Linked DNA regions of Mus musculus: region 1 is linked to region 2. A link is a loop called in an ENCODE intact Hi-C map of the cell type or tissue named here. Cell type or tissue: heart. All regions are shown on one strand.

Region 1 (5,000 bases), 380 kb after region 2:
CATGCACAAGGCTGGGGGGCGGGGGGGGGGGGGGGGGAGGGGCTAGTCCTTAAGTTTAAGGCCAAGCTGTTCTACATAACAAACTCTAAGATAGCCTAAGTTGCAAAACATGACCCTGCCTCAAAAAGACAAAATATTAAAATTTTTCATAAAATACAAAGGATGAAAACATGGCTAAGGATGGCCTAGACTCTTCTCCAAAAGCAGGAACGAGTGATGCTCCTCTTCTGAAAAGGAAGCTGAAGCACTCCGACCTTGAGGAGAGGCTGCTGTGCACATGTTCACATGCAGAATCCACTGAGGGGTAAGATGGAGAAACCACAACATCTCCCAGAAATAGGTAAGTCAGGTCTAAAAGGAGACTAGAGAAAGGTCATTTGGCCTTTCCCAAATGCTGGGGAATCAGAAATGGAAGAGGAAGTGATGTCTGAACGAAAAGATAGGGGGTGGGGCAAAGTAATTAAGAGAAGCGGGGTAACCTGACTAACTGCAAGAGAAGACCTCCACCGATTCCCACCCTTCCCGGATGCAGTCACATAGTCAGCGCAAGCAGATCCACTTGAGATCCTCACTTTAGCACAAGCGGTGCAGCTCTGGTGGTACCTTCAGTACCCCTCCTTGCACAGTCCATGTGTGGGGTACTCTGATGGACAGGGACAACACCCAAGGAAGTCAACGGCCTGGAGAAAGGTGCAGAAGAGCCATCACCAGAAACGAGAAGACTCTCAGGCCTACAGGAACATACACAGCAGGTAATCAACTCTTCATTTTTCCAAGGCTCACTAGCACCCTAGAAACAATCAACTCCTTTAGGCTGACAACAGACACAAGATTTAAAACAGCCTAAAAATGGGAGACACACAGGAAAATCAGAGCAAGAGCTTTCCTTTCTGGCAGCGAGTACCATGCTGAAAAGCAAAGCCAGAGCCACCTGAGACACCTCCTTACTTGGGAAAGCAAGGTGGAGGGCTCCCTTGTTAGGAAAAGAACTTCAAGAGAACAGAAACAAGAACACACAACACACAGCTGGAAGGTGAGGCTCTACACGAAGTCTGTCAAAAAGTAAGATGACACTGCTGAGCGAGAGCACGAGACAGGGAGGTGAGCACCTGAGCAGAGGCAGGGCTGTGGGCCCCAGAGAAAGAACCTGGAAACCCTGCCACCTTCCCGGGAAGCAGCGGCAAGCACTTTTCCGAAGGCACCTTCTTCTAATTTCTTAGCGTCTCTCACTTCACTGGCTGAAATACAACAGGGATGTACTTGAAGCCGTCAGTTAGCTCCCAGTTCTATCAGGGAGAGGCAGCCGCTTCTCCATTTCCTATCATTTCCCCAAAACACAGGAAATCGCTTTCTCCTACACTGCAGGGGGAAAAAAAAATCAAGATAAGAACTTTCACTCCCCACAGAATCAAGCTGAGAATACTGTCCCTAGATTCCAAATGGAAAAGTCTGGGCATTCATCAGCAAGCACTCCACACATGGGAGAAGTGCCTTTCTGCTTATTCAGTACAATACAAATGACAAATGAAGGAGTAGTGTGACATTGCTTTTATCAACGACACCTTGGCTTCTTCTAATCCTGAAGCCACCAATAACATACATGGGTAGGTATGTACAGATACACACATTCTGGCAAATTAACACTCCACCCACTCTGACCATAGAGCTGCCACCTGACCCTTCTAACTTCTTCTGGGTATGTATAGAATGCTATTGCACATATGCACAAAGTGGTCTGTGTGTGTCAACAACTGTGTCGAGCACCCAATTTCCGTGATGTCAAAGAGAACCAGAACAGCAAAAAGTAGAGAAATTGCCCCTTTGCTTGAAAGGTGCAAGATCCAAAGAAATGTTTTGATCCCACTAGAGACATACCAGGGCCAAAGGAAGATTCTGGTACAACAAGGAGCACACAAGCTACCTCTTCTCAAATGGCATGTGGGCGACAAGGGTGTCTACACTCCCTATTCTGGATAGAAAGGCATATGGCTTCTCCTTACCCAGCCAACATGAATACAATTTGAGAAAATTAGAGAAAGTCAAGGTAACAGGCTCACTAAATATGGCTGACTGGGAAACAGGAGCCATAAGGAGGGTCTGAGTTCTCTCAGAAAAAAAAAAAAAAAAGAAGAATTGGGAAGTTTATTTCCAAGAAAGATTCAAAGACTTCTTGAGAGTGGGATGCATAAAGTCTGGTTCTTTCTGCTCAGAAGACAGGAATCAGAACACCAAATTCAAGGGCACTGGACCCTTTTCCCAGTGGGATAGTGTTAACTGGTGAAGGGTGCCCCCTAAGATCCAAGAGTGAACGGGAAGCAATAGATCCTTCTTTTCCTGCAAGAAACAAGTACTGAGGTCCCTTACACTCAAGTGGTAGGCACATCGGAAGTCCTGCCTGCCCTACATCTTACTGGGGCGCCCACCCTGGCCCAGACAGGGAACTCCAAGGAGAGAGGCAGACAGCTAGGGAGAGGAGCATTGGAGCGTCCGGTTTTCCCAACAAGAAAGAGGGCAACTCGAAGGGTGTTCAGGAAATGAGCTCACCCTAACCCAGGAAAGTGTACGGAAAGAGTACAGATCTGGAAGAAGTGTCTGCCTGCCTATTTAGAAATGACTTCAGAGCTGCACAGGGCCCCACAAGCCACTGGGTGAGCTAAGAAGGAAGAACATGGGTAGCCCCGAGTCCCCTTGTCCTGGCCAAAAAAAAAAAAAAAGATTAACCCAGCGTGCAGAGGCTCCGCGGCCCCACGAGAGTCCCCTCAAAAAGGGGACAGGCTGACACGGAACCCTCAGTGCTCGGAGAGGATCGGGGTCACGGAAGGTAAAGGGCATGGCAGTGTGGAGACCCCACCCTCCCGGTAGTGAGGGTGCAAGGGCAAGTGTGGAAGAGCATGCTGTGAGGGGCGGGGAGGCCGCGCGAGGACCCCGGCCCTGCTGGGGGAGGGGTCGCCCGGGGCCTCGGCCGAGGGGCGCTCGGCACGAGGGGGGCCCCCTGGCGGGGACCCGCGCGGGGACACCCCCCACGCCGGCGCTAGGAGGCGCCGCGCGGCCCGAGGGGGGCTGTGGAGGGGAACGTCCGGCCCTGACGCCGCTACGGCCGCCGGCACCGGTGCCCGCGAGCCCCCGCGGCCCGGGAAACTTTCCGCCCCGCGGCCCCCTGACACCCCGACCGACACGGCGGGGATGCCCCGGGCCGGGTGCGGGAGGCGTCGCGGCTTCTCCTCCTCCTCGCTGGGCCCGGCCCCCGCCCCGCGCGCCCCCCGCCCCGGCCTGCCGCCCCCGGGGCTGGGTGCGGGGCGCCCCGCTCGGCCGGCCCGCGAGTCACCTCAGGACTCGGCCGCGCTCCGCCCCCCCCACCCCGCCGGCGCCCTCCCCGCGCCCGCCGCGCCCCCGCGCTCGCGCCCCGCGCCGCCGATGCCCGGGATGTCCGGCGCGGCCCCGGGCTCGCCGTGTCGCCGCCACCCTGACAGCCCCGGGCCCTCACGCTCCGGCTCTCACCTTCCGGCTTGTTTTCGGCAGCCATTTCCCCTCCGCGCGCCACATCCTCCTCCTCCTCGCGACCGGGACCCCGAGCGCGCGCCTCGTACCGCCGCCGCCGCCGGCCCAGCCACCCCGCCGCCGCCGCGCACCCGCCCTGGCCCCGCCCCGCGGCCCACGCACAGCGCCCACTGGTTGGTGCGTCTGCCAGTCACGGCTCCCGCGACCAATCGGACCGCACCAGGGGTCTCACTACTCTCCGGGAGGAGCGTCCTATCCACCCTGTCCATTGGCTGATCACCACCGCACCGACTAAAGTGATTGGCCTGGAATCAACGCCCCCTCCCCACCCACTCCCGGGAAAACCCGCCCTCCAGACCTAAACAAAGCTTCCTAGTGGACAGAGGTCGAAAGGATGGCCCAATCAGGATGAGGCTGACACGGAATATTTCCTCGAGGCCGAGACGTGGTGTTTTGATTGGACGTCACTACAGTGTTTCCCAAGCCGTCCAGACCAATCAAAGGGGGTTCCCGGAACTCGGGAACGGCTGTGGGAAGCCCCGCCCCCCAGCGTGACCGTCATGAGGAAGGCGCTCGCTCATTGGTGTGCTGGGGCTTTTCCCGCGTGCTCCGGGAGCTGAAGGACGTTCCCGGGGAAGCCGCTGCTGGCGCGTGGGGGTCCCGGTGTCTTCGGAGGACACGCTGGGATCTCCGGGATCCCGCAGCCTGCGGCGCTGGCGGGGGGCGGCCCTGCCGGAGGGATACGTAAGGCACCGAGGCGTGCCGGTTCACAGCGTTCCCGAACCGTTTAGCCGAGAGTCGGGGCGTCGCTGCCCGACACGGGGGAGGGGCGCACCTCCCGGCAGACCACGCCCCTCGGCCAAATCCCGCCCCTTCCTGGCCTCAGCCCCGCCCCCTCGGCCGGCGCAGCGTCCCCGCGGCCACCCTACGCTCCCGCCTGCCTTGCGCTCCTCTGTCCCCTTTTCTAGCGGCTTAAAATACTGAAACTTTATTTTGGTCACGTTGCCCATGTGACCGGCGGAGCCGATGAGTCATAGGTGCCTGTCCCAGGCTGCAGCCGCGGATCTAGGGCTCGGAACGCTCGACCTCGGCTAGCCTAGCCAATCCCTCCCGGGCTCCCGGCGCTTCGGTCGGGTTCCAGCCGCAGCTCCGCGCAGCTCTCCTGCCTGTAGGTCCACACCGGAGAGATTCGCACGCCCTGCAGACACAAGCCCGGGCCAGAAGAGCTGCAAAGTACTGCGCCTTCTCGAGAGAAATCAGGGGCTCTGAACGTGGCCAGAAAATAGAGGAAAGGATGGAAGGAGAGAGGGAGGGGAAGGGCAGAGTGCAGGAATTCCGCACATAGAAAAATAAAAGGGAAGGAGAAGAGGGAGGGCAAACACCATGCAGGGATTCTGCAGGTGCACTGAAGGGAAGCGGGAGGGAAGGAAGGAGAATGCACTTTAATGAAAAGCAGCTGAGCTCCAGATCCTCTCTGTAAACTTGCACTGTTTGATTCCTCA
Region 2 (5,000 bases):
AAATAAGATGGATGGATGGATGGATGGATGGATGGATGGATGGATGAGTGGGTAGGTAGGTGGGTGAATGGGTGGGTGGATGGGTAGGTAGGTGGGTAGGTAGATGGTTGGATAGATGGACTTGTGATAAAGTAAGCAAATGTTGTGAAGGAGCTGGAGAGATGACTCAGCAGCTAAGAGTACTTGTTGCTTTTGTAACGAAATTAAGTTCAGTTCCCAGCACACAGGCTGTGCAGCTCACACATGCCTATAACTCCAGCTCCTGGGGATCTAGAGCTCTCTTCTGAACCACAAGGGTCCTGTGCACACACACACACACACACACACACACACACACACACACACACACACTGAGAGAGAGAGAGAGAGAGAGAGAGAGAGAGAGAGAGAGAGAGAGAGAGAGATTTTAAAGGGCCATGTAAAAATGTTGCAAGAAAGTATTGGAGATTTATCAAAAGGGTGAAGCAGCCAACATTTGACTGAGCTGGGAATCCAGGAGTCCAGATGGACATAAATAAACAAGTACATAAATAAATAATGCAAGGCAGCGCGAGCCCTTCAGTGCGGCAGGGCACACTAAACAACAAGCAAATTTAGCAAAATCACCATCTGGCAGACATTAGAATAATTGATTCAATAAGAATCATCAATGGAAGCTAAGATAAGTGGGCAAAAGTTTAATGAAAAATAAGGTGTTTATACAGACCCAGACGGTCCTCCCACGAGATGTGAATTAATTACAAAGTGGGGAAGCGTTTGTGTTTTCACCAAAGAAATGGGCAGAAACCATCTGAACCAGGTTGCAGAGTGGGCACTGCACTTGGCAACGCTGAGCCCAAGACGCAGTGAGGAATTGAGTCGCTGTCATGGGTGCTATGACAGAGGCATGGCCTCTTTATGCAGAAGCCCCTGGTGACCCACAGCAAGGCAGGTGCCACAGAGAAAACACATCAAAAATGGCAGTGCTGGGGCCAGAGAGAGCTCTCAGGGTTAAGAGCACTTACTGCTCTTTCACAGGACCCAGGTCAGTTCTCAGCACTCATGTAGTGGCTCACAACTGTCCAAATCTCAAGTACACACACACACACACACACACACACACACACACACACAAAGTGGAAACACAGTTTAGGAAATAACTCCACATGCAGCATATTTGCCATATCTGCCCACGGATCTGAGTTTGATACCAGGCTATCATGTGAAAAAGAAAACCCATGTGTGGCAGTGCATGATTGCAATCACAACTCTGGAAAGGAGATAGGTGGATCCCTGGGGCTTGCTGGCCACACATGTACCTGCACACATACAATTAATGAACCCCATATCCCAGTGAGGGACCCTGCCTCAAAAATCAGCTCCTGAGGATGATGCCCTCATGTGCAGTCACATCCAGAAATGCAACTTCGTAACATACATGTGCATATCTGTGCATACATAAACACACATGTATATGCATGTACCTGCACACACACACACAAACATAAGCATGAACTTGCACACAAGCACACACACATACACATGAATACATACAAACATACATACACATATCTTTGTGCACACAAACATATCTACATGCATTTATATGCACATATACATACCCATATGCATCTGTACACAAACAAATATTCACACATACCTTCAAACACATAAATACACGCATGTCCAAATATGTATGTGTACACATGTGGACAGACAGACAGACAGACACACACACACCTGCTCACACACACACACAGGTGGGGAATCTGAGTTAAGTGCATACAAGAATTTCTTGTTTTGTTTCTAGAACTTTTAAAAAAAAATTAAGTTACACAAAATTAAATTTTTTAAATGATCAAAAGGTCACAGACTGTGACCAATCTTAACTGGTCCAAAACTGGGAGACATCTGTGACTCAGAATCCCAGAGGATTCTGAGAACTTCTGGAGCCACGTGCCCATTCCGAGGAGACTTACGGTGGTTGCAGCATGAGTTGGTGCGCTGTGCAGCAGACAGGTGGCGCTCTTGAGCTGAAACCCGGGGTTTCTGCACACATCACTCCAGCTAGTTCTAACAGATTGTCGCTGACAGAGGACGGGCTTCTCTCAGAGAGCGCCAAGGAACGGACCTGACAGCTGCCTCCCCCCACACCGCTCTGGAACCACCATCAAAGACGCAATTAATAAGCCAAGGGCGAGACTCCTCTTTCTCACACAGCTTCAGATATGAATCAACCCCAAAGTGTTAATAGATCACCCGCTATCTCTAGGACCAAATACAATTTGCATTTGAGATGACATCTGCAATATTTTAAAAGCTCAAGTCTAAAACAACAAACTTGGCAGCTTTTCTGAGTAGCAATTAACGCGGTGACTAATCCCATCAAGGAGACAGTAATTGGCGTGGAGATCTCCCCTCACACCAGCCGCAGGTTGAGAAACTTAATCCTAACCTCTTTTTAACAGTGTAGGCTCCGGAGCCTCTCTGCTCATCGAGGGAACAAACGCAGTTATTAAGGACAAGGGTAATTACCCTCCTGCTCCAACAACAACCACAAAGGATTGTGTAAACAGCAGGCTGGCACAGGGTAGCCTGGATCACAGAGAAAGCTCTGTTATAGCCTAGTCCAGGTAGGCGATGGCACCTCTGCCTCTGTGGAGGGTCAACCCCAGCCCCAGCCCCAGCCCCAGATGCAGCTTCCTCTGCAAAGATGGCAAGTGCTGATCTACTCAGTGAAGAGCGGAGTGCGAGCAGAGCGCAGCCTGTGGGCGGCTGGGCAGTGCAGCTAGACCCCTGCTGGCTTACGCTCAGTGCACTCGATTCAGTTACCGTTTCCAAGCAGGTGCTCTCCCCACATCTGTGGACATCCCTCCTGTCCCCCAGGCCCTTGGTGCACACGGAGCTCCAAGTTTCCCCCTCTGAGCCACAGCACACACAGAGAGGCACACACTGACTCTGCCTCCTGCAGGCTGGTGCCCTCCGTGGAACAGCATGTTCTAAGGTGCTAAACATTATAACCAAAACGTGGGGTTAAGGGGTTTATTCATCTTGCAAGGTACAATCTGTGGTGGAGCCAAGTCAGGGCAGGCACCAGGAGGCAGGGCTAAGGCAGAGGCCATCACTTGCTCAAGTTGCTTTCTTATACACCCTGGGACCACTCGCCCAGGGGTGGCACCACTCACAGTGGGCTGGACCCTCCCATAGCAATCATTAATTAAGAAAATGCCTCACAGACTTACTTACAGGCCAATCTGATGGAGGCATATTTGCTCCATGGAGGTTCCCTCTTCCCAGGTAACTCTAGTGTGTGTCAAGTTGGCAAAACCCAACCAGGACTCAACAGGTTCCTGAGACTCTCCCCTGATGCACCCTGGGTCACCTAACATGAGGAGACCGATGGGAAGGTTCTAGCAACAACTTCCCAAGGTCTTGGGTGTTCAATGTCACCCAGTATCTATGACGTGATGATAGAGAGTCTTCTCACCACGCACATTTCAGCTGACCAGGTAACTGTAGAGCTCTCAGTGAGGTCTGGGGTGTATCTTCACAGTGAGGTCTGGGGTGTATCTTCACAGTGAGGTCTGGGGTGTATCTTCACAGTGAGGTCTGGGGTGTATCTTCACAGTGAGGTCTGGGGTGTATCTTCACAGTGAGGTCTGGGGTGTATCTTCACAGTGAGGTCTGAGGTGTATCTTCACAGTGAGGTCTGGGGTGTATCTTCACAGTGAGGTCTAGGGTGTATCTTCGTTATCAAATGAATGGGTAGCCGGTGAGTATATGCACATGCACATGAATGATCATAAAAACGACCCAGCTGTGACAAGCACTGACTACTGCGCTTGTTGGCAAAGCAAGTGGAGCTAGAAAAATAGGGGCAAAGCGGGTGTCAGCTGTACCTGGACTGCCACCTATGGTCATGTGCTACTGGCCATGGAAGAACCGAGCAAGAGGCAGGGGGCCTCCATCTCTTAAGGGACGTGGCACCCCGTGTACAATGGATGAGCCAGCACTTGATTGGGCATGGAAACTTCTTCCCTGCAGGCTGGCTCGATTACCTACTATCACTTAGTAACACCCTGGGTTTGGGCTAGCAGCTGAGGGGATGTCCGGGGCTGGGAAGGTAGGAGATTTCCTTCATCCAGGGGTGGGAAGGGCTCAGTTCTCATGAAGATGGGAAGAGCTGTAAGTAGATCTCAAATCCTGAAGGAGAATCAGAGAGAGGGAGGAGAGGACGGCAGAGGAGAGAATGAACACCAGGAATTTGGTCAGGGGCGGGTAAGGAGGGTCTCCAGGGCAGGGTGTTGTAGATGTCCTGGCTCTGGGCATCACGGCAGGGAACAGGGCTGATCCTCAATCCACTCACTGGAAGTGGAGCTCCTATCAAAGGTGGGCACTGAGTTGCTGGTGACTGTGCAGGACGAAAACGGGGCGGAGCTTTTAGACAGTGCGCGCATTTGCTTCCTCGCAAAGCTTCGATAGCTAGGAAAGAGTGAGCAGCACGCCGGTCTCTTCGTTCACTTTACACAGAAACTCATTGCCGTTGCTGTCGCTCACACGGCACCCCAGACGTTTGCTGGACAGCCCTGGTGTCACGCAGAGGCGTCTTCTACCGCAAACGTCTTTTCTCCAATTACGGTGAGAGCCCCTTCCGGGTGGGAACTGGGAATTATCCATCCCTAAGCCCTGTACAGAGCCCAGCAAGGCTCCAAACTCAGCTGCTATGCAGTGGTTGCTAATGTGGATACTAACACTGCAGTTACAGATCCAAGCACGGCAGCTCAGAACTTCCTCCGGGAGGCCTGTCCTGAGGCTGGTGTACCTCACCGCACAGGCACAATGAGGTTTTGTAGAAGCACCTGTCGGGGTCATGGAAGGGGAGCCAGTGTCCGTCTGAGTGGCAGGAACAGCCAGAGACTCGGGCTATGAAAATGTACAGCCCACAGAAACCAGCCCCAGAGGGCTCTTTGGATTGGAATTTAAGGGGGAAAAGTGCTTCTCCACCGTCCATTGTTCTTCAG

Evidence for each region. Peaks named below come from ENCODE experiments on the same cell type or tissue, not always from the same donor. Only the 100,000 strongest peaks of a DNase experiment are listed, where the experiment ranks them.
Region 1: it touches region 2 in a loop (6-fold over the local background); 15 of 42 quality-filtered maps call a loop at or near these places.

What each region holds. Positions count from the first base shown.
Region 1 is chr4:151,858,127-151,863,126 of GRCm38, forward strand. Camta1 (calmodulin binding transcription activator 1) reads right to left here and starts at 3,642. Exons shown (of 24, transcript NM_001081557.3): 1 at 3,499-3,642. The coding sequence starts at 3,543. All of the region lies in intron 2 of Gm42357 (a long non-coding RNA gene), which reads left to right. It overlaps 9230110K08Rik (a long non-coding RNA gene), which reads left to right and starts at 3,618. Exons shown (of 2, transcript XR_390981.3): 1 at 3,618-4,731. In heart, a CTCF peak has its summit at 2,991; DNase peaks (open chromatin) are centred at 2,475, 2,805, 3,865 and 4,435; H3K4me3 peaks cover 3,130 bases; H3K27ac peaks cover 3,220 bases.
Region 2 is chr4:151,481,435-151,486,434 of GRCm38, forward strand. The region is part of intron 4 of Camta1 (calmodulin binding transcription activator 1); the gene reads right to left. Among named protein-coding and RNA genes, the nearest start is that of Gm30344, 28 kb to the left of the region's middle. In heart, a CTCF peak has its summit at 2,000; no DNase peak of the experiment used is centred here; H3K27me3 peaks cover 2,244 bases.